Regions from separate parts of the Homo sapiens genome. Here region 2 is linked to region 1. Evidence: read pairs that join two places in POLR2A ChIA-PET (ENCODE). Cell type or tissue: PC-9. All regions are shown on one strand. Links, peaks and the distances in the headings refer to the core of each region. The heading gives the core; the rest is flanking DNA.

Evidence for each region. ChIA-PET counts read pairs that join two places held together with the same protein. Peaks named below come from ENCODE experiments on the same cell type or tissue, not always from the same donor. Only the 100,000 strongest peaks of a DNase experiment are listed, where the experiment ranks them.
Region 2: POLR2A ChIA-PET joins it to region 1 with 15 read pairs; 1 of 35 experiments calls an interaction of 5 or more read pairs at or near these places.

Annotation. Positions count from the first base shown.
Region 1 is chr1:8,727,686-8,738,505 of GRCh38, reverse strand. All of the region lies in intron 1 of RERE (arginine-glutamic acid dipeptide repeats), which reads left to right. Among named protein-coding and RNA genes, the nearest start is that of RERE, 85 kb to the left of the region's middle. RefSeq lists a silencer at 6,443-6,612 and an enhancer at 7,595-8,094. In PC-9, for the core only: no CTCF peak of the experiment used is centred there; a DNase peak (open chromatin) is centred at 4,805.
Region 2 is chr1:6,794,676-6,805,495 of GRCh38, reverse strand. The region is part of intron 1 of CAMTA1 (calmodulin binding transcription activator 1); the gene reads right to left. Among named protein-coding and RNA genes, the nearest start is that of CAMTA1, 15 kb to the right of the region's middle. In PC-9, for the core only: no CTCF peak of the experiment used is centred there; a DNase peak (open chromatin) is centred at 4,555; H3K4me3 peaks cover 613 bases; H3K27ac peaks cover 1,478 bases.

The DNA of each region.
Region 1 (10,820 bases), core at 2,814-7,813:
GTGTCAGAAAGGCGTGAATAGGCTGGGTGTGGTGGCTCATGCCTGTAATCCCAGCACTTTGGGAGGCTGAGGCAGGAGGATTGTTTGAGGTCAGGAGTTTGAGACCAGCCCAGGAGAATCACTTGAACCAGGGAGGCAGAGGTTGCAGTGAGCCAAGTTCACACCACTGCACTCCAGCCTGAGTGACAGAGCGAGACTCCATCTCAAAAAAATAAAAAAAAAGAACAACAACAAAAGAAAGGCACGAATAAAGCTCCAAAAACTTCTGCCTTGGGGATTCTGATCAGGGGCCACAGAGGAGGTAAAGGCTCAGCTGGATCTTGGAGGAGAGGTGTAGGTTTGCCCCGTGAAGAGAGGGCAGGGAAGGTCTTCTGAACAGAGGCAACAGCGTTAGCAGAGGAGGGAGAGTGCTTGACAGCCCAGTCCCACAGCGGGGTCATGGTTTGCCTCTTGACTTAGGGGTGGGACAAAAATTGGACACACTTTCTGAATAGCTGTTTATTCTGCATCCTTATATTCCACAGTGTGCTTTGTTCTCATAACTAGATTTATAATTTATTTAGTGAGTTTTAAAATTTCTGCAGGACATTTGCTAGTTAACAATCTAAAATGATTTAAAACTTTGATTTATGCTAACATTTTGCTTAAGCTTTCATTGAGTGTGAAATTGGAGTGTGTAGGCTGAAATCTTTAAGAGGGGAAAGTTGAAATGTACTGCGTGCTGTGCCACTTCATTGAGTTTTACTCTCTGGATGAAAACATTTTTTTCCAGCCACGTGTGGTGGCTCACACCTGTTATCTTAGCACTTTGGGAGGCCAAGGCAGGAGGATCACTTGAGCCCAGGAGTTGGAGACCAGCCTAGGCAACATAGGGAAATCCTGTCTCTACAAAAAGAGTTTAAAAAGTTAAAAAAAAAAAAAATTCTGCTTCCTGAACATTGATAGAGCTCAGAACAGTTTCTGGGTCATGTGAGTTCTCTTCAACTTGCAATTGTTTTTCAAAGGTTCGACAACGGAAGAAATGGAAATTCCTAAAAATTGTATGACTCTTCTCTCAATAACTCACATTTTTGGAGATTTAGGAAACAAGTGTGATAAACTTTTGATTCTTTTGGAGGGAAAACGTGGCAATTAAGCCTTAAAGCCCTCTGTGATTTATTCTTTGTGACTGGAATGTTATTTTCCTTTTTCTCTGTCTGGCAAACTCTAAGTGGATGTATAGCTGACTTATTAGTTTCTAGTCTTTTCTAAAGCTTCTGAATTTGGTTTACCAAAGCACTGCCCTAAGATAAGTCTGTGGTAATACTGGCATGCTTTCATTGAAGACCTTCAAATTGTCAGAAAAAAAAAGGAAACAGTCCAGCAAGCATTCATTAGAATGTGTTATCTTTGGACCCTGGTAGAGGAAGTCCCTTGGCTGAAATGGCACACTCTAATCCAGAAATTCTCCTGAAAGGTCTGCTTCTGAGTCTTCAGAGGAAAGAGGAATACATTTTCTAAAGAAAGATAATCATTTGTTTTTTTCAGAAAGAAGAGTTAAACCATTCTTTATTGGCTAGGACTCCTGGGAATTATATAAGAAGGAAGCTGAGAAGGAAGATGTCAAACAATGACTCTCCAAAGGTTTTAGTTTTTTTTTTTTTTTTTTTTTTTTCCCCCTTGCTTCTCCTAGAGGTAACAGACACCTATAACTCTTTGTTCTTGGTGAAGACCAAGTGTTTGCCTAAAAGAGTGTTGAGAGACCCAAGAAAATAAGACACTTAGGGCAGTTTTACTTTACTTGACTGTCCCTTGGGTAAAATGATGGAAGTTGAAATGTGACTCTTCTGATAATTGCCTCCTCTGTTCTTCTATGATATAAGCCAAGGGTAACAAACATTCCAAGATTATTATATTTTTGAAATTTGGGGATTGTTTTGAAGTTGATAAAATATTTCATATTAGCAATTTATTGAGAAGTTGAAAGAAAAACATGATGCTCACTTTAAGAACAAGTATAGGCCGGGCGCGGTGGCTCACACCTGTAATCCAAGCACTTTGGGAGGCCGAGGTGGGTGGATCACGAGGTCAGGAGATTGAGACCATCCTGGTTAAGACGGTGAAACCCCGTCTCTACTAAAAAATACAAAAAATTAGCCAGGCGTGGTGGCGGGCGCCTGTAGTCCCAGCTACTCAAGAGGCTGAGGCAGGAGAATGGCATGAACCCAGGAGGCGGACCTTGCAGTGAGCCAAGATTGTGCCACTGCACTCCAGCCTGGGCAACAGAGCAAGACTCTGTCTCCAAAAAACAAACAAACAAACAAACAAACAAACAAACTGATGGTTTAAATGCAGAACAATTGCAGGAATTATGATAGTGAGAGCACCCCTGCACTCACCGTTTAGATTCTACAGTTGCATTTTACTATATTTGCTATAGCGTATACATTTACCATATTTACTGTAGAATCATCCTCTATCCATTTCTTTGTGTATAAGGATTTTGCTTTAGGATTTTATATTACAACAAAAGGCTACAAACAATATAGGAGAGTGGTTGAATATGGTAAATATAATAGTCTGTTCTTGCATTGCTATAAATACTGAAGACTGGGCAATTTATAAAGGAAAGAGGTTTAGTTAGCTCACAGTACTGCAGGCTGTACAGGAAGCAAGGCTGGGGAGGCCTCAGGGAGCTTTTACTCACGGTGGAAGGCAGAGCTGGAGCAGGCATCTTCACATGGCTGGAGTAGGAGGAAGAGAGGCGGAAGGTGCTATACAATTTAAACGACCAGATCTCATGGGAACTTCGCACCGAGGGGATGGTGCTAAACCATTCATGAGAAACCGCCCCGTGATCCAATCACCTCCCACCGGGCCCCACCTCCAACACTGGGGATTACAATTTGACATGAGATTTGGGTGGGGACACAAGTCCAAACCATATTATTATGGAATATGGTGGAATTCTCTGCAGCAGTGAAAAAGAATGAGGCACTTTGTATGGACTGACACGGAACAATCTCAAAGATACAGGAAGTAAAAATGGGCTCAGAAGGCTATATGAAGTATACTACTATTTGTGTAACAAAGAGATGTACATATATGTGTGTGCATGCTGTATATGCATGAAATATCTCCAGAAAGTATAAGCAAGAAGCTGATATGACTGGGGGTGTGGGGTAGCCCACCTACAGTACCATGCATATATATTATAAATTTTTAAACTGTGTGCACTTATGCTAACTGCTGGAAGGTTTAATTGCTTCCTTGATATTTTCAGCATGTCAGAAATCTCCACCTCCTAGTCCTTAGATTTTAGATTGTAACAAATTGCAGCCAAACAGCTAAGGTTTGAATTCTTATTCTTTATTTATATATGTTATAGATTTTACTGTCAATAAAACTAGGATAATTATGAGTTATTAAGAAGTTTAAGTTAGATAGTCTAAGTAAAGTGCTTAATATAAAACAGTGGCTGGCACACAGTACTTGACACAATAAGTATCAAGTATTATTATCAAGCATACAATTTTGTGGGAGAGGCAAATAATAAATAATTTAAATATTCTCTGTAGGTGTGTCTATGAGGGATGCGGTAAGTAAAAGGGAAATCAGAGAAGGCTATATAAGGAAGTTGAGAAGGATAATTGAGAGAGAAGTGAAGGAAGGCCATTCCAGACAGAGAAAGTCCCTTTTCTAAGGTGCAAAAGCATAAAACAGTGTTGGTGAGTTTGAAAATTCCAGTAGTTCATAATGGCTTGAAATAGTCTGGGTTATGAGAGATGCAATGGCAGATGATGATGATAGCTGACATTTATTGAGCACTTAGGCAACGTCCTCTTTTAAGTGTTTTTTATGTTTTAATGTATTAATTCCCTATAGTAACTATATTGGTAGTATAATTACCTTCATTTTACTGTTGAGCAGACCGAGGCAGGGAGATTAAGTAACTTATCCAAGGTCTTGCAAAGTCAGCCCATGTTTGTGTGCACCCCTTGTGCTGCCTCATGAGCCTGCTTGGTAGATGTAGTGCAGACAATGAGCAGTGTCTGGATTCACTTCCATAAGCTTTGGGAAACTATAATATTAAAGGATTTTAAGCAATAAAGTGAAACTCTCAGATTTCTACTCTAGGATGACCAGCAATGGCTTAGGGAAGATGATGAAAATCTCGTTTCCACTTCCTTCCTTTCCCTTCTCCTCCCACCCCAAATCCTTTATGTCCTGAAGAAATGATATAATTCATTATTAATATAATACTTTGAGAAATGTGGAGGAGTTCTTTAAATTGATCTTCACCTTGTAATGAATTTGGACACATTTTCAGGACTTCTCCAGCTGTATCAAAGTAAAGGCAAGAAGGGTCAACAATAACAGTTATATTATATGCATTTTATTTTATTTTATTTTAATTTTTGAGACGGAGTCTCACCTTTTTGCCTAGACTGGAGTGCAGTGGCACGATTTCGGCTGACTGCAACCTCCACCTCTGGGTTCAAGCAATTCTCCTGCATCAGCCTCCCGAGTAGAGTAGCTGGGATTACAGGCACCCACCACCATGCATGGCTAATTTTTGTGTCTTTTAGTAGAGATGGGGTTTCACCCTGTTGGCCAGGCTGGTTTGGAACTCCTGACCTCAGGTGATCCAGCCTGCCTCAGTGCTGGGATTATAGGCGTGAGCCACCGTGCCCAGCCACATACATATTTTAGATTAAGCTCCTATATGATATATGTAACAAAATACCTCCAAACTGCTGCTTAAAACAACATTCAGCATTTGTTATCCCACACACCTTTTGTGGGTCAGGAATTTAGGAGTGGCTTGAGGTCCCTTCTCAGGTTGCAGTCAACTGAAGGCTTGATAGGGCCTGGAGGATCCAATTGCAACATAGTGCATTCACAAGGTTGGCAGAGTTCTTGCTGGCTGTTGGCAGAAGCTTCAGTTCCTTGCACATGGAACCTCTTCATAGGGCTGCCTGAGTTTCTTCATGATACTGCACCTGGCTTTCCAGAAGAAAGGATTCATATAAGAGCAAGGTGAAAGCTGCAATGTCTTTTATGACGTAGCCTTGGAAGACATTATTGTCAAGAGTTTGAATACCAGGAGGCAGAGCTCACTGGGGGCCATTTTGTGGGCTGGTTACCACAGTTCTCATGAAAATGTTAGTGAATAGAATAATAAAATTTAGAACTAAAAGGAGCCGTAGCCCAGTGGTTTCAAGATGTGGCTCTTGAACCAGCAGCAGCACTTGTGAATTTGGTTAAAATGTAAATTATTGGGCCTGTCCCAAGACTTACTGAATTAGGATCGAGGAGTGACTCCCAACACTCACTCTCTCTCTCTCTCTTTTTTTTTAAATAAACTTTATACTTTAGAACACTTTTAGATTTATAGAAAAATCGGGCTGGGCGTGGTGGCTCACGCCTGTAATCCCAGCACTTTGGGAGGCAGAGGTGGGCGGATCACGAGGTCAGGAGATTGAGACCATCCTGGCTAACACGGTGAAACCCCGTCTCTACTAAAAATACAAAAAATTAGCCGGGCGTAGTGGCGGGCGCCTGTAGTCCCAGCTACTCGGGAGGCTGAGGCAGGAGAATGGCGTGAACCCGGGAGGCGGAGCTTGCAGTGAGCTGAGATAGCGCCACTGCACTCCAGCCTGGGTGACAGAGCAAGACTCCATCTAAACCAAAAAAAAAAAAAAAAAAAAAAAAAAAGAAAAATTGAAAATTGGGCAGATAGTATAAGTAGTTCCCACACACACACATATACAGACACACACACAGAGTTCCCCCTATTATTAACATCTTGCATGAGTGTGGCTTATCTGTTACAACTGATGAAGCAGTATTAATATATTATTAACTGAAGTCTACAGTTTAAGATTCACTCTTTGTGTTGTACATTCTGTGGGGTTTGACAGAAACGTAAATGTCATGTGCTTATCCACAGTTACAGTATCCTGCAGAATAGTTTCACCACCATTAAAACTTCTGTGCTCCATGTAATCATCTCTCCCTTCTTTGCCCAGCCCCTGGCAACCACTGGTCCTTTTACTATCTCTATAGTTTTGTCTTTTAAAGAAAGTTGAAGTTCCTTTTAAAGAAAGTTCTATGGTTGGAATCATATAGTGTGTATACTTTCAGATTGGCTTCTTTCACTTAACAATATGTGTTTAATGTTCCTCTTTCTTGTTCTTTAGAGCTCATTTCTTTTTATTGCTCAGTGAACACCACAGTTCGCATATCTATTCATGAAGTACGGTTGAAGGACACCTTGGTTGCCTTCTGTCTCTGATTATGAATAAAACTACTCTAAAATTTGTGCAGATTTTTGTATGGACATAAGTTTTTAAGTCAGTTGGACAAATGCTTAGGGGCACGATTGTGGGATTGTATGGTAAGATTATGTTTAGCTTTTTCAGGCTGGGCGTGGTGGCTCATGCCTATAATCCCAGCACTTTGGGAGGCTGAGGTGGGCAGATCACGAGGTCAGGAGATCGAGACCATCCTGGCTAACACAGTGAAACCCCGTCTCTACTAAAAATACAAAAAAATTAGCCGGGCGTGGCAGTGTGTGCCTGTAGTCCCAGCTGCTGGGGAGGCTGAGGCAGGAGAATGGCATGAAACCAGGAGGCAGAGCTTGCAGTGAGTCGAGATCGTGCCATTGCACTCCAGCCTGGGTGACAGCGCAAGACTCTTCTCAAAAAAACAAAACAAAACAAACAAACAAACAAACAAACAAAAAAACATTATGTTTAGCTTTTTCAGAAAATGCCATACTGTGCTTCATGTTTGCTGTGGGTTAGATGCTTCCGTTTCCTGTAGTTTTCTTGTTTTTTTCCACCCCTGGTTTCTTTGGGTTTCCCTAAGAACTCCTTCTTAAATAGAGTCTGTCTTGAAGCTCTGTCAGTTGTAATGCATTTTTTTTTTTATACTGGAGCTCTGTTGATGTGGTGGAAAGGTGTTGGGGAAGGAGTGCATTCTGTAATCTAATATTAAATCTCAGTTTTTTAGTGGGCGTAAGTCTTTAGGCTGTGATCTTCCGAAGAGTTTATTAGCTTTCCTCCCCTCACCCCTTCTGTGAGAAGGCAAGAGGGAGTTGAGTAATTGTCCTTTCCCCAGGTCTACAAAGCTCCTGCGAAGTAGTTTTTCTTAGCAGGTGGGCCTTTGTTATGGAGAATGCTCTGAGCAATTGCAAAATGGTTACTTTCCCCTCTCCCTGCCTAAAATACGAGGGGATTTTTTTCTTTGATGTTCTTGTAAGAACCTGTTCAGGCTCCTGGAGGTAAAAGCTATATAGGTCCCTCTTAAGTCTGGACCTCCAGAAGTTTTAACTCTCAAGCTAGTCCACACTCAGTCTTCTGCAGTTCGTCAAAATTACCGTTCAGGTATTGATTACTGTATTGCTTACTGGTTCATGTAGCTTTTGCTTCTGGTAATCTGATCTTTTCTGTGATTCTCTGTATTTTCTTGTGATTTTTTTCCTTCAAATTTTGTGGTAGCTGTTTGCTCTGTGACCCCAGTTCTCTAATGGATCTAAGAAAGGCCATTGATTTCAGTTTGTTTAGCTGTTTTCTTGCTGTGAGGATGGGAATGATGACTTCTGAACTGAAAATGAAGCCTGGCACCCAACACCCCTTGCTTTAACAAATCCCTCCAGGTGATTCTGAGGCATGTGAATGGTTGAGAACCACTCATGCAGCGTTAGTCCTTCAGTTCACAGATAAAGTACAAAGGGGAAACTGGCTGGTCACTGTGGCTCACACCTGTAATCTTAGCCCTTTGGGAGCCTGGGAGGTAGATGGTGCAGTGAGCTGTGATTGCACCACTGTACACCAGCCTGGGTGACAGAACAAGACTCTGTCTCAAAAAACAAAACCAGACTGGGCGTAGTGGCTCATGCCTGTAATCCCAACACTTTGGGAGGCTGAGGCAGGTGGATCACCTGAGGTCAGGAGTTCAAGACCAGCCTGACCAACATGGTGAAACCCTGTCTCTACTAAAAATACAAAAATTAGCTGGGTGTGGGGACGCATGCCTGTAATCCCAGCTACTTGGGAGGCTGAGGTAGGAGAATGGGGTGAACCCGGGAGGCGGAGCTCGCGGTGAGCCGAGATCGCGCCACTGCACTCCAGCCTGGGCAACAGAGCGAGACTCTGTCTCAAAAACAAAAACAAAAACAAAAAAAACCCCAAAAACAAATGGGGGAAATTACTTTTCTAAGTTACAGGGAGAGTCAAAACCCGGACTAGAACCTGGGTCTCTTGACTAGATCATCTTCAAGCTGTATTTTTGTATCTACATATAGTGACCTTCAAAGGGATTCATTATATTTCATCTTGTGTATTGTATGTTTGACAAGTATATTTGTTTTGATGGTTCACTGATTTCAGTCCTTGGTATTTACCTCAAGTTCATTCTGGGATCTGGTTCTATTCATACACATTATCATAGCTATTTGGAAGCTTACTTGAAATCTTCTCTTTGAAAGAAATATCAGCCTATCTCAGGTGTGAGCTTCAGTGTAACATTGATGTGAGTGAAATAGTATGTTATATAGAAAATTTTATTTTCCCCTGCCATCCCTTACATAAGATTTTTTAAATACCTGAAAGAAAACCTTAGAGCTCTTCATTCAGTCTTTGGAAAAGCCTGATGTGAACCATCATATGGGAGGAATCAGCTGCATCTGTCATTCTTTCTTCCCATGAGTTCCCATAATTTCATTTTCTTAATATGTAGTATAGGGTGGATAGCAGTCATAATCCCCTTTTCCATCTCAAGCCAGCCCACACTCCTTAGCCTCATGCACATGACATTCCTCTTAAGTTGTGATCTGGAGAAGGCTGGAGATGTTTGCTGTTGGCAGTCTTTTTCTGTAAAGGGCCAGATATAGTAAATATTTAGTCTTTTCAGGTTGTATGGTCTCTGTTTCAAGTATGGAACTCTGCCATTGTAGTGGGAAGACAAACAACCATAGAAAATACACATAAAAAAATAAGGCCAGGTGCAGTGGCTCATGCCTGTAACCCCAGCACTTTGGGAGGCCGAGGCGGGTGGATCACAAGGTCAAGAGTTCGAAACCAGCCTGGCCAACGTGGTGAAACCCCGTCTCTACTAAAAATACAAAAATTAGCCAGGCATGGTGGCACGTGCCTGTAGTCCCAGCTACTTGGGAGGCTGAGGCAGGAGAATCACTTGAAACCAGGGAGGCAGAGGTTGTGGTGAGCTGAGATTGTGCCACTGCACTCCAGCCTGGGCAACAGAGCGAGACTCCATCTCAATAAAAAAAAAAAAAAAAAAAAATCGGTGTAGCTGACTTCTAATAAAACTTGATTGATTGATTGATTGATTGAGATGGAGTCTCACTCTTGTTGCCCAGGCTGGAGTGCAATGGTGTGGCACGATCTCAGCTCACCGCAGCTTCCACCTCCCGGGTTCAAACGATTCTCTGCCTCAGCCTCCTGAGTAGCTAGGATTACAGGCTTGCGCCACCATGCCCAGCTAATTTTGTATTTTTAGTAGAGACAGGGTTTCTCCATGTTGGTCAGGCTGGTCTTGAACTCCCGACCTCGGATGATCACCTGCCTCGGCCTCCCAAAGTGCTGGGATTACAGGCATGAGCCACTGCGCCTGGCTATAAAAGTTTATTTTCAAAAACAGGTGCAGTCTCTTGGCCCTAGTTGCTAGCTGCTGTTTCAGAGCCTGTGGAAATCTTACCTTCACTTTATGCCCCAAAGGATGCCATCGTTTTTATCTACTGGATGGGATCCCCAAGATTACTTAGATTGTTTTCAGAAGTAATAACAGATATCTGGGTATGGAGCATAGCATCTTAGTTTTAGTTTCTTTTTTGAGGGATGCTTTTTGGTGTTATGGTATACCACAGGTGCCTAGAGAAAATTCCGTTTTAGGTGCTGTCCTTTGAGGAAATACTGCTGATCTCAAATAACTGTGGGTAATTGAAATATCATACCTTTTAATGGTGACTACTAATCCCCTAAAAAGAATATAGACTTTTTCGCTCTAAACATGGTTTCAATAGGGTTTTTTTTTTTTTGATGGTCTCTTATGACTCTAGATTGAAACAAACAAGAAAATAACCCTACTTCTATAGTTACTATAACAGCTGAGGCAAGCTATACTACCAGTGGTGCATGGTAAAGCCTGCCTTTTAATAAGTTCTTAAATATAAAGAATGATAGAAAGTTTCAAGTTATGGTGTGTTATAGGTGCCTATGGAGTTATTAGGTTAGAGGAATGATTTTAATTTACTTGGATTCCTTAGCACATTGCTTATTGCATGCGTGCTCAGTAAAAGTGGATACTGGTGTTTGTGCTTTGCAGCTACCGCAGGTCTTGGTTGTCATGGCTTCTCATTAGTGCATTAAGATCCCTTTAGAGCTCTGGTTGCCTGGCAAGAGAAAAGGCAGGAACTGCCAGGAGCTGAAAGGACAGATGCTTAGCTGCAGAAGTAGCCTCTGGGGAGCGTTGGCTGCGTTGGCTGAGGTTCGTGTGCATGTGGTCAAATGTGTGAACTTGGGTTTTGCTAGACAAAACTCTGGGCTACATGGATTAATTAATATATGCTACAAGTGGTCTTTGTTTTAGAAGTCTTTGCAGTTTGAGCTATTTAAAACTTTTTTTAAATAAGCAAATTAGAAGATTCTGTTTGGGGTGCATTCCTGTCCTTTGGGGAAGTACTGCTGACCTTTAAGAATAGTGGGTAATTGGCCGGGCTCAGTGGCTCACACCTGTAATCCCAGCACTTTGAGAGGCCGAGGCTGGCGGATCACGAGGTTAAGAGATCAAGACCATCCTGGCCAACATGGTGAAAC
Region 2 (10,820 bases), core at 2,647-7,646, 1.9 Mb after region 1:
ACAGAATCAGAGAAAAATCACATATCACATGTCAATCATACATTTGAAATCACATATCTGATAAGGGACTGATATCTAGAACACATATAAAGAATTCCTACAACTGAACAGCAAAAATTCAATTGACTCAATTCAAAAATGGAAGAGGATTTGAATAGACATTTGTCAAAGCAGACATACAAATGGCTAATAAGCTCATGAACAGATGCTCAACATCATTAGTCACTAGGGAAATGCAAATCAAAACCACAATAATATACCACTTCCCATCTACAACAATGGCTATAATCAAAAAGATGGACAATAACAAGTGTTTGCAAGAATGTGGAGAAATTACAACTCTCATACTTGCTGGTGGGAATGTAATATGATCTAACCACTTTGGAAAAGTTTGGAAAACAGTTCCTCAAAAAGTTAAACAGAGTTAACTACGACACCACAATTCCACTCCTAGGTATCTTTCCAACAGAAATGAAAACATATGTCCATATAAAAGCTTGTACACAAATGTTCACAGCAGCATTTTTCTTAATAGCCAAAAAGTGGAATAACTCAAATGTCTATTAACTGGTGAATGGATAAACAAAATGTGGTATATATCCACACAACAGAGGATTATTCAAAAATAAAAGGAGTGAAGTGGCCAGGTGTAGTGGTTTACACCTGTAATCCCAGCACTTGGGAGTCCGAGGCAGAAGGATCACTTGAGCCCAGGAGTTCAAGACCAGCCTGGCAACATGGCGAGACCCCCATCTCTATTATATTAAATTTAAAATTTTTTAATTTTAAAAAAGGGATGAAGTAACAGTACATGCTACATACAACATAGATAAAAACCTTGAAAACATTATGCTAAGGGAAATAAGCCAGTCAAGTCACAAAAGGACAAACACTACATGATTCTATTTATATGAAATGTTCACACTAGGCATAAATATGCATAAAGAAATAAAGCAGATTAGTAATTGACTAGGGCCGGGAGGAGGAGGCAACAGGGAGTGGCTGCTAATGGGTACAGATTTTCTTTTTGGAGTGATGAAAATGTGGAATTAGAGAGTGGGGACAGTTGCACGAAACATGTAAATATACAAAAGAAAACCCACTCAATTATATATTTTAAAAGGGTTAATTTTATAATATATGAATTACATCTTAAGCTATTATTAAAAAACAAATCAGGCTGGGCACAGTGGCTTATACCTGCAATCCCAGCACTTCGGGAGGCCAAGGCTGGAGGATCACTTGAGGCCAGGAGTTTAAGATCAGCCTGGGCAACATATTGAGACCCTGTCTTTACCAAAAAAAAAAAAAAAAAAAAAGAGTTTCGCTCGTTTCCCAGGCTGGAGTGCGATGGCACAATCTCGACACACTGCAACCTCTGCCTCCCGGGTTCAACTGATTCTCCTGCCTCAGCCTCCCAAGTAGCTAGGATTACTGGCACCCGCCACCATGCCCAGCTTTTTGTATTTTTTTTAGTAGAGAAGGGGTTTCACCCATGTTGGCCAAGCTGGTCTGGAACTCCTGACCTCAGGAGATCCACCCGCCTCAGCCTCCCAAAGTGCTGGGATTACAGGCGTGAGCCACCATGCCTGGCCAAAAAAAAAAAAATTTTAATCAGCTAGGCATGGTGATACATGCCTGTACTCCTAACCACTTGGGAGTCTGAGGCAGGAGGATCACTTGAGTCCAGGAATTCAAGGTGCCAGTGAGCTACGATCACACCTCTGCACTCCAGCCTGGATGACAGAGTGAGACCATCTTTAAAAAGAAATAAAATAATTTAAAAAAGAACCAAATCCCTGTAACTACTGAAACCACTGTGAAGGTTGTTTCTTTAAAAACATACACTTTCCTCTTTTGTTTAGCAGAACATACTCAGTATTGCTTTTCTGAATTTACTCAAGGTCAACACTATGAAACATCAATGACTAAACAGCTGTAAATTCAGAGAATTCAACGGTGCGCAGGCTAGTAGCCCTTTACATAGTTATCTCCAAACTACTATTCTTTCACAGTATTCCACCTGTCTTCTATAATTTTGTTTCCTCCTTCTACCATGAAAAATCAAGAACAACAAGAGATCAGAGGCAGGAGGGATATACTAAGGAAAAGGTGAAGGACTGTGCACACAGGCAGCCACATACACTTAAAGAGAGGCTGTTTTCTGTTTTCTTCCCCGCTTGTTTTCTGCTTTCTACCCATTCTGAAGGCAACGTCTCCCATTCTTACTAAGGATACACATCTCCATCCTTTTATGTTTACCGACCCAAAACAAGGGGAAAAGTGGGGAAGCCCACCCAAATAGCTGAACTGTGGAAGACCTCAAATGATACTGACATCACCCAAACTGCCTGATTCCACCTGAGAACACCCACAGGGCAAAGACCGCACAGACCATAGCATTCCAAGGTGTTCTGCTTCTCCACTATTCAAAGAAAAAGTTCTGGGGCCGGGCACGGTGGCTCACGCCTGTAATCCCAGCCCTTTGAGAGACTGAGGCAGGTGGATTGCTTGAGCTGGCCAAGAGTTCAAGACCAGCCTAGGCAACATAATGAAACCCCTGTCTCTACTAAAAACATAAAAATCAGCCGGGCGTTGTGGCATATGCCTGTGTTTTCCAGCTAAGTCCTCAGCTTGGGGGGCTGAGGTGGGAGGATCACTTGAGCCCAGGCTGTCGAGGCTTCAGTGAGCTGAAATTGTGCTACTGCACTCCAGCCTGGGCGACAGAATAAGACCTTGTCTCAAAAAAAAAAAAGAGAGAGAGAGAGACAAAGAAAAAGCTTTGAGACAGTTACTACACCTACCACTAACTTACTCCACACACACCCAGGCTGGCTGACCAAGGACACTTGGCCTTCTATCTGTAGCTACACTGAACACTTTCTCTGCAAAACTCTATAGCATCTGAACATAAGACACTCCTTTAGGAGTCAATATCTTTTCTTTTACACTGTTTGATGGGGACAGAGTTTGAGGTGCCAGGACCCCCTGCTATGATAACCAGCTTCTCACACAATCTCCTCTCACTCTAAGACCCTCTAAATGATCAGCAGGCTGCTGGATCTAACCAACCTTCTTTCATAGTCGACCAGAGTGAGATGATCACCTGGCCTATGGAAACAAAGCAAATGGCTGAGAGGAGTCAGTCCAATACCCAGTCTTGAATATTTTTGTACTGAGCCATAGAAATGGGAGTCAGATGATGATGAGTACTGGAACTAGAGTCAGGACATGCAGGAGCCATGACTAAGGCCACTACATGTAACTCAAGCAAGGAAGCTACATGTGAATGGAAAAAGCCCAGCTCCAGAGAAGACATGTACTCCAGACTCTCCAGATCCAGTTCCCACTGCCCAGCTGCACTTCAGTTTCTGTCCCGAGAGGCTACGATTGCTTCTGCTCTTCTTAGACTAAAACTGCTTTCACTTGGCCTAAACTGTGTGGCTCATGGGACTTGCAATCAAAAGTGCTCTAATCTAAAGCACGGCCTGCTTACCTTCCCTGACATCAACCCCAAACCATCTGTTTCCTAGTGTTTATTAAGAACCTCAGACTTTTCTGAATGAGCTAGCCAATCCTCTTTACAAATATAAATATTGCAAATATTAAAATCTCACCTAAAAATCACTTTCTGTATAAATGAACCTCAGGGCCTGATTACCATCACTTTTTTTTTTTTTTAATGTGTGATTCTGACAGTTTATTTAAGGCACAGCCTCCCACCTTGGGGTCATGAAAATATTGGCCATATATTTACTGTTAGGACATTATAACTAGTTTTCTCATTAAGCTTCAAATCCATTTGAAGTTTTTATTTTTTTAATTGTGGCAAAATATGCATAACATAAAATTTACCACTTTAACCCTTTTTGAGCATACAATTTAGTGAAATTAGGGACATTCCTATTGTGTATCACCATTAGCCATAGCTTATTTTCAAAGCATTCTGAAAATCATGACTTTTTTATTTTTATTAAACAAGTGTTTATGTTCCCTCATCAAATGACAAGGGCCAGGAGCCTCATCAGTGGCAGGACTGTGGCAGGACAGTGACGAAGGTAGCAAAGAGCACCCACAACAACTTGGAGCAGCACCAGAGCAGCTAAATCCATCCTCAGTTCCTCCAGACATGGCCACAGAAGCTAAAGAGACTAAAAATACTTGGAGAGGACAGATAAAAAGCTGTCAAGGATATTTAGCCCAGTTAGAGAGGTCGCCACTATCACCATATTTGCATCAGAAAACACTCATACAAGCTGCAGTGGGAAATATTTAGAATAATTAGATTCAGTACAGAAAGCCTGATGTTCCTTCCCTCCCAGAATGCCTGGAAGAAATCTCTGGGCCTTGAATTTGGTCAAGTTATCTATGATCAATTTCTGGAGGACCCCTAGGAAGAAAGACAAGTACTTCAAAAATGTTAAGTGCCCACTCTCCACCCTTCTAACTTGTTATAGCTTTCTTTTTAGCACAACAGCCTCTATCAAGAAAACCAAATGAGGAAGAAACTTTCATCAAAGCTTTGTGAAAGCAAATGATTCAGCCAGAACATTTCATAATGGCTGAGATGGAAAGGATAAGGCAGGGAATGTTTACACGAACACCAGGAACTTCAACTTGCCTCTCAGTATCTTTAAAAATGAAAGAAACTTCCAAAAATAAATTATGTTCACGGCCTCTCCAAACGCGAGGCCTATAGGAGGCCCAGGGAGCAGGTTCAAGTGAAGATGTGATATGATCAATGACAGTGGGCCCACAGCAACTCCCCAATCCACACGAGTTTCTAAATAGGAAGAGTCTTCATTTACTGAATTACTGGGAATCGATAGATTTTAATAACAGTTATATTAATCAACTCCAGAAAGTACAACTAAATGAATATAAATACTACCTTAAACATAAAAAGTCTGAGGTTAGCAAATATTTTTCATCTGTAATCATATATTATTTAAGTCTATTTTCCAAAACTATGAACCCTCATCTATGTCTGAACAAAGACCTCAGATCTGTCATACAGAATAACTATGAACATTTTGGTGTTGTACATCTTTTTTAATAAATTTAAATTTTTTTACATTTTGTTTGTTTTGAGACAGGATCTCACTCTGTCATCCAGACTGGAGTGCAGTGGCGTGATCGTAGCTCACTGCAGCCTTGACCTCAAGGGCTCAAGTAATCCTCCAACCTCAGCCTCCCAGGTACCTGGGATCACAGGCGCACACCAACACATCTGGCTAATTTTTTCTATTTTTAGTAGAGACAAGGTCTCACTATGTTGCCCAGGCTGGTCTCGAACTCCAGGGCTAAAGCAATCCTCCCGTCTCGGCCTCCCAAAGTGCTTAGATTATAGGCACCGAGCCACAGCACCCGGCCTACGTTTTTTAAAGTAAATATAGTATATTAAACAGACAGACCTAAAAAATTAAGCCCTCTATGTACCTCAGAAAGGAGATATCTGAGTGTCTGTAGTTCAAATCCCCCCATACAGCTTGAGTCAACATATTATTCTTGTCCTGGAGCAAGGACCTCAAAAGGAAAAGATACAGTTATACAGAATAGCTGAATATCAGGAAAGCAAGCCCTGAAATGAAATTCCATATCTCCGACTTCATTTCCTTACACAATAGTCCCCCTCTTATCCATGGTTTCAGTTACAAGCGGTCAACTAAGGTCCAAAAATAGGTGAGTATGGTACAATAAGATAATCAGAGAGAGAGAGAGACCACATTCACACAACTTTTATTACAGTATATTGCTGCAACTGTTCTGTTTTATCATTAGTTATTGCTATTAATTATTAATAGTAATTATTATTAATGGGAAGGAACTTTCGAGGTCATCGCTAGGAAAACCCTTTACCCAACACATGAATCCCCTCAAAATGACTACCAACTATCTCATTACATAAGAGCTGAGGTCTGAGAAAAGCAAGATGAGGAAAAGCTGTGCTGGAATCAAGAGTGATAAATGCAGAAATACCATCTGGTAAAAGAAGGTATGGAGGCCATGGAGAGAAAGGCTTCTAGCTCCTGGTCCACCTAAGTGGCAGCAAAGACAGCACAGGATGCAGCTCTGCTGGGATCCTTGAGTCCTGCTCACCAGCATTCCCAGCTAGTGAAAGAGTACAAGCCAGGCACAGCGGCTCATGCCTGTAAGCCTGGCACTTTGGGAGGCTGAGACAGGATGACTGCTTGAGGCCAGGAGTACAAGACAAGCCTGCGCAACATAGCAAGACCCTTTCTCCATAAAATTAAAAAAGAATTAGCCGGGTGTGGTGGCACACGCCCGTAGTCCTCACTACTCAGGAGGCTGAGGCAGGAGGATCACTTGAACCCAAGAGTTCAAGGTTGCAGTGAGCTGTGATGGCACTCTAGCCTGGGTGACAGATCAAGACTCTTGTCTCTAAAAAATTTTTTTAATTAATAATAAGTAACGAATAAATAAATAATAAATAAATAGTAAAAAGGAAAGAGTTTGAGCTGGGAATCCAAGTGGGCTTGTTCTACAAGCTGTCTAGGAAGTGCAAAGCCTTCACAGCTAGAGAACTAACCAATCACTGATTGGTTCAGGGTTAGATAAAAATGATAACGCTTTAGCCAGGCGTGGAGGTGGAGGCTAACGTCTGTAATCCGAGCACTTTGGGAGGCAGAGGCGGACGGATCATGAGGTCAGGAGATAGAGACCATCCTGGCTAACAAGGTGAAACCCCGTCTCTACTAAAAATACAAAAAATTAGCCGGGCGCGGTGGCGGGCGCCTGTAGTCCCAGCTACTCGGGAGGCTGAGGCAGGAGAATGGCGTGAACCCGGGAAGCGGAGCTTGCAGTGAGCCGAGATTGCGCCACTGCAGTCCGCAGTCCGGCCTGGGCGACAGAGCGAGACTCCGTCTCAAAAAAAAAAAAAAAAAAAAAAATTAGCCAGGTGTGGTGGTGGGCGCCTGTGGTCCCAGCTACCCAAGAGGCTGAGGCAGGAGAATGGCGTGAACTCGAGAAGTGGAGCTTGCATCACTGCACTCTAGCCTGGGCGACAGAGATAGACTCTGTCTCAAAAGATAAATAAATAAATAATTCTGATGCTACCGCCAGTATTCCAGACTTTTTGAAACCTAATAATAATAGCCCATAACTTTTCATAAATTCTACAGTGGCACATGGCTTTGAAAATTAGGGGGTTTTTACAGAGCCCTCTACCATTAAATATTCCTTTTTTAGGCTGGGTGCGGTAGCTCACACCTGTAATCCCAGCACTTTGGGAGGCCGAGGTGGGTGAATCACCTGAGGTCAGGAGTTCAAGACCAGCCTGGCCAACATGGTGTCTCAACTAAAAATACAAAAATTAGCCCAGCGTGGTGTTCAGCACCTGTAATCCTAGCTACTTGGGGGGCGAGGCAGGAGAATCGCTTGAACCAAGGCGGCGGAGGTTGCAATGAACCAAGATCGCGCCATCGCACTGCAGCCTGGGGGACAAGAGCAAGACTTTGTCTCAAAAAAAAAAAAAAAAATTCCTTTCTTCATTATCACTTGCAAATAGATTCTTTTATAGAAATTATATTTAAATAATATATAAATTATTTCATTATTAGGGAAAACAATGTCATTTAAGTCATCTTCAATGTTTATTCACAGTCTACTTGCTTTTATTTCCTTTCTCTTAGCAAATCTACTGAAAGGAGAAAGCCAGCTAACAGACCACTCTTCTGTTACCTATTAGATAATTTAGTTTAACCTAAAGGAACACAAAGCTCTAGTTTCATTTAAGAATGGGAGGACACAGGATCTGTGAGTTGTTATGGCATTTAAAAAGTCATCTCAAGACAGGCGCGGTGGCTCACGTCTGTAATCCCAGCACTTTGGGAGGCAGAGGCAGGCAGATCAGCTGAGGTCGGGAGTTTGAGACCAGCCTGGCCAACATGGTAAAACCCCGTCTCTGCTAAAAAAAACAAAAATTAGCTAGGCGTGGTGGTGCATGCATGTAATCCCAGCTACTCAGGAGGCTGAGGTGGGAGAATTGCTTGAACACAGGAGGCAGAGGTTGCGGTGAGCCAAGATCATGCCACTGCACTCCAGCCTGGGTGACAGAGCTAGATTCCATCTCAAAAAAAAAAAAACCCAGTAAATAAAAAATAAAAAGTCATCTCAGCCGAACGTGGTGGTTCATGCTTGTCATCCCAGCACTTTGGGAGGCCGATGCAGGAGGATCACTTGAGCCCTGTAGTATGAGACCAGCCTGGACAACAGGGCAAAACCCCGTCTCTACAAAAATTAGCCTGGCATGGTGGCACGCACCTATAGCCTCAGTCACTTGGGGGACTGAGGCAGGAGGACTGCTTAGGCCCGAGAAGTGGAGGCTGCAGTGACACAAGATCACGCCACTACACTCCAGTCTGGGTGACAAAGCAAGACTGTCTCAGAAAAAAAAGTGATCTCAAGAGTAAGACTGGGTATCAATCAAAGTGGTTGCAGCTTGAATCATCAATTCTAATCATGCATTATTATTTAGCTAAAATGATGATTCCTAAATATAACACGTTTTATTTCTAAATGTTTCTTGGCAATTGAGTATCCAGAAAGTCAGCAAATCCCCCACGAAAGTAGAGAAAATAAACTTTTTTACGGCTCACCATTCATCAGCTACAGCAGGCTTGAAAGATACTATGGGCCGGAGGCTTAGCCTGAAATTTGGCCTGCAGAAGAAAACTCCAAATAAGATTTCTTCAAGAACTGTTCTAACGTAGTACTGAACTGCAAGCAGTGACCTCCCTAGAGGAGAAACCGGAGTCAACAGCTACACGAGTGCACAATCCAGGGTAGATGCACCCTAAGTCCAATACAAGGAATACTAGGCTAGTTCCACCACAATAATAATATCTTAAAATAAAAGTATCAAACAATGAAGTTATTTAAAATATGTCAAAGGCAAGAAAATGCTCCAAAAAAAAATCTAAATCCATTACAAAGGTAATTTGAATAAAACATCATTTAATCTCTAGGCCTAACCTCTCTGAAATAAAGCATTATATAATCTTCCAACTTAGTCAAATTATACAAGAAATGCTACTTTAGGCCAGCTCAGTGGCTCACGCCTGTAATCCCAGCACTCTGGGAGGCCAAAGTGGGTGGATCACTTGCATTCACAAGTTGGAGACCAGCCTGGGCAACACGGCGAAACTCCATCTCCGCAAAAAATACAAAAATTAGCCAGGCATGGTGGCGCGTGCCTGTAGTCCCAGCTACTTGTGAGGCTGAGGGATCACCTGAGCCCAAGAAGTCGAGGCTGCAGTAAGCCGAGAGAGATCATGCCACTGCACTCCAGACTGAGTGACACAGTGAGACCGTCTCCAAAAAAAAAAAAAAAAAAAAAAAAAAGAAATGCTATTTTATAACAAAGGAGCCATAGCATAGCACTCTCAACTTCCTGTAAGAACAAAAATATTGTGTCAATATGTTCACAACACAGTTCAAGTCACAAAATCATGAGATAATTAAATTGACTTTTTAGGTTTCAATCTGTTTAGCCAGAAACCTTATCCAAACTGTACTGATGCAAATCAGCATGAGAACTATAGCACTATCAAAATAACTCCAGTATCTTATCTTTTGTTTTACCTTTTATCAGTGATTTATGGGCTGACTAATGGTAAACTGATTTGTGCATGTGCCAGAAGTCAGCTCAGGAATACAAAACAGGAAAAAAATTTAGAAGAATCAGATTCATGAATGAAAATGCTGACGTCATAGTTCAGTTCCCAGCAGAGTTTAGAGTAGCATATAAAAAACAGTGTATCTTCTGGAATGTTAAAACACCAAAGTCATTTCGTAAAGGAAATAAAAGAAAAAGTCATTCCTTGCTCAGAATGAGGGAATGGAGAAAAAAAGAGAAAAGCTCAATTAACAACCTTTTCCACAAACCAAAAATGAAAAATATACAATGTATATGGCACAAACTATCATAACTTCTAAACCACATAATTATTTTGTGTTATTGTTAGAAATAATATTTTTTAGGCAGGGCATGGTAGCTCACACTTGTAAATCCCAGCACTTCGGGAGGCTGAGGCAGACGGACTGCTTGAGACCAGGAGTTCAAGACCAGCCTGGGCAATACAGCAAGACCCCACCTCTACGAAAAAGAGAAAAAAAAAACCTAAGCAGCCATGGTGACACACACCTGTAGTCCCAGTCACTCAGGGGGCTGAGGCAGGAGGATCATTTCAGCACAGGAGGCCAAGGCTTCAGTGAGCTATGGATTGCACTACTGCACTCTAGTCTGGGCAACAGAGCGAGACCCTGTCTCTAAAAAAAAGTAAGATAAAATAAGTTTTAAAAGAAGTCACATTTGTTACAGGTGATGACTAGTTGTGTCTCTAAATAAGTAGGACACAGCCGCCCCCCAACTTTAAATCTTTCTCCCACCACACGGCATAACTTTCAAAAATGAGTGCATAATACAGCTAGGCAGTCCTCCACTGAAAATGACCCAGCACAGGCCTACCACACCTGATTTTAAGTAATTCTGAATAATATGGGGTGGAACTCAGTGACCAGAAGAAAGCTCCTGAATTTTTATGTGAGGGAAGAAAAAACAAAAAAACAAAAAAACAAAAAAAACAAAAAAAAAGCCTTTATCTAATGATGTAATATAAACTAATAAAAAAGATTATAAAAATTTGATTTACTTAGAACTATTAAAAGTGGCTAGTGGCATGGATTGTTCATATTTTTCATCTCTCGGCAGCACTGAAAATACAACTAGTAATACAAACTTCTGTAAAGTTTAGACACAATTTACTAAAATCCTTTTATTCAGGACACTTAAGTAACTG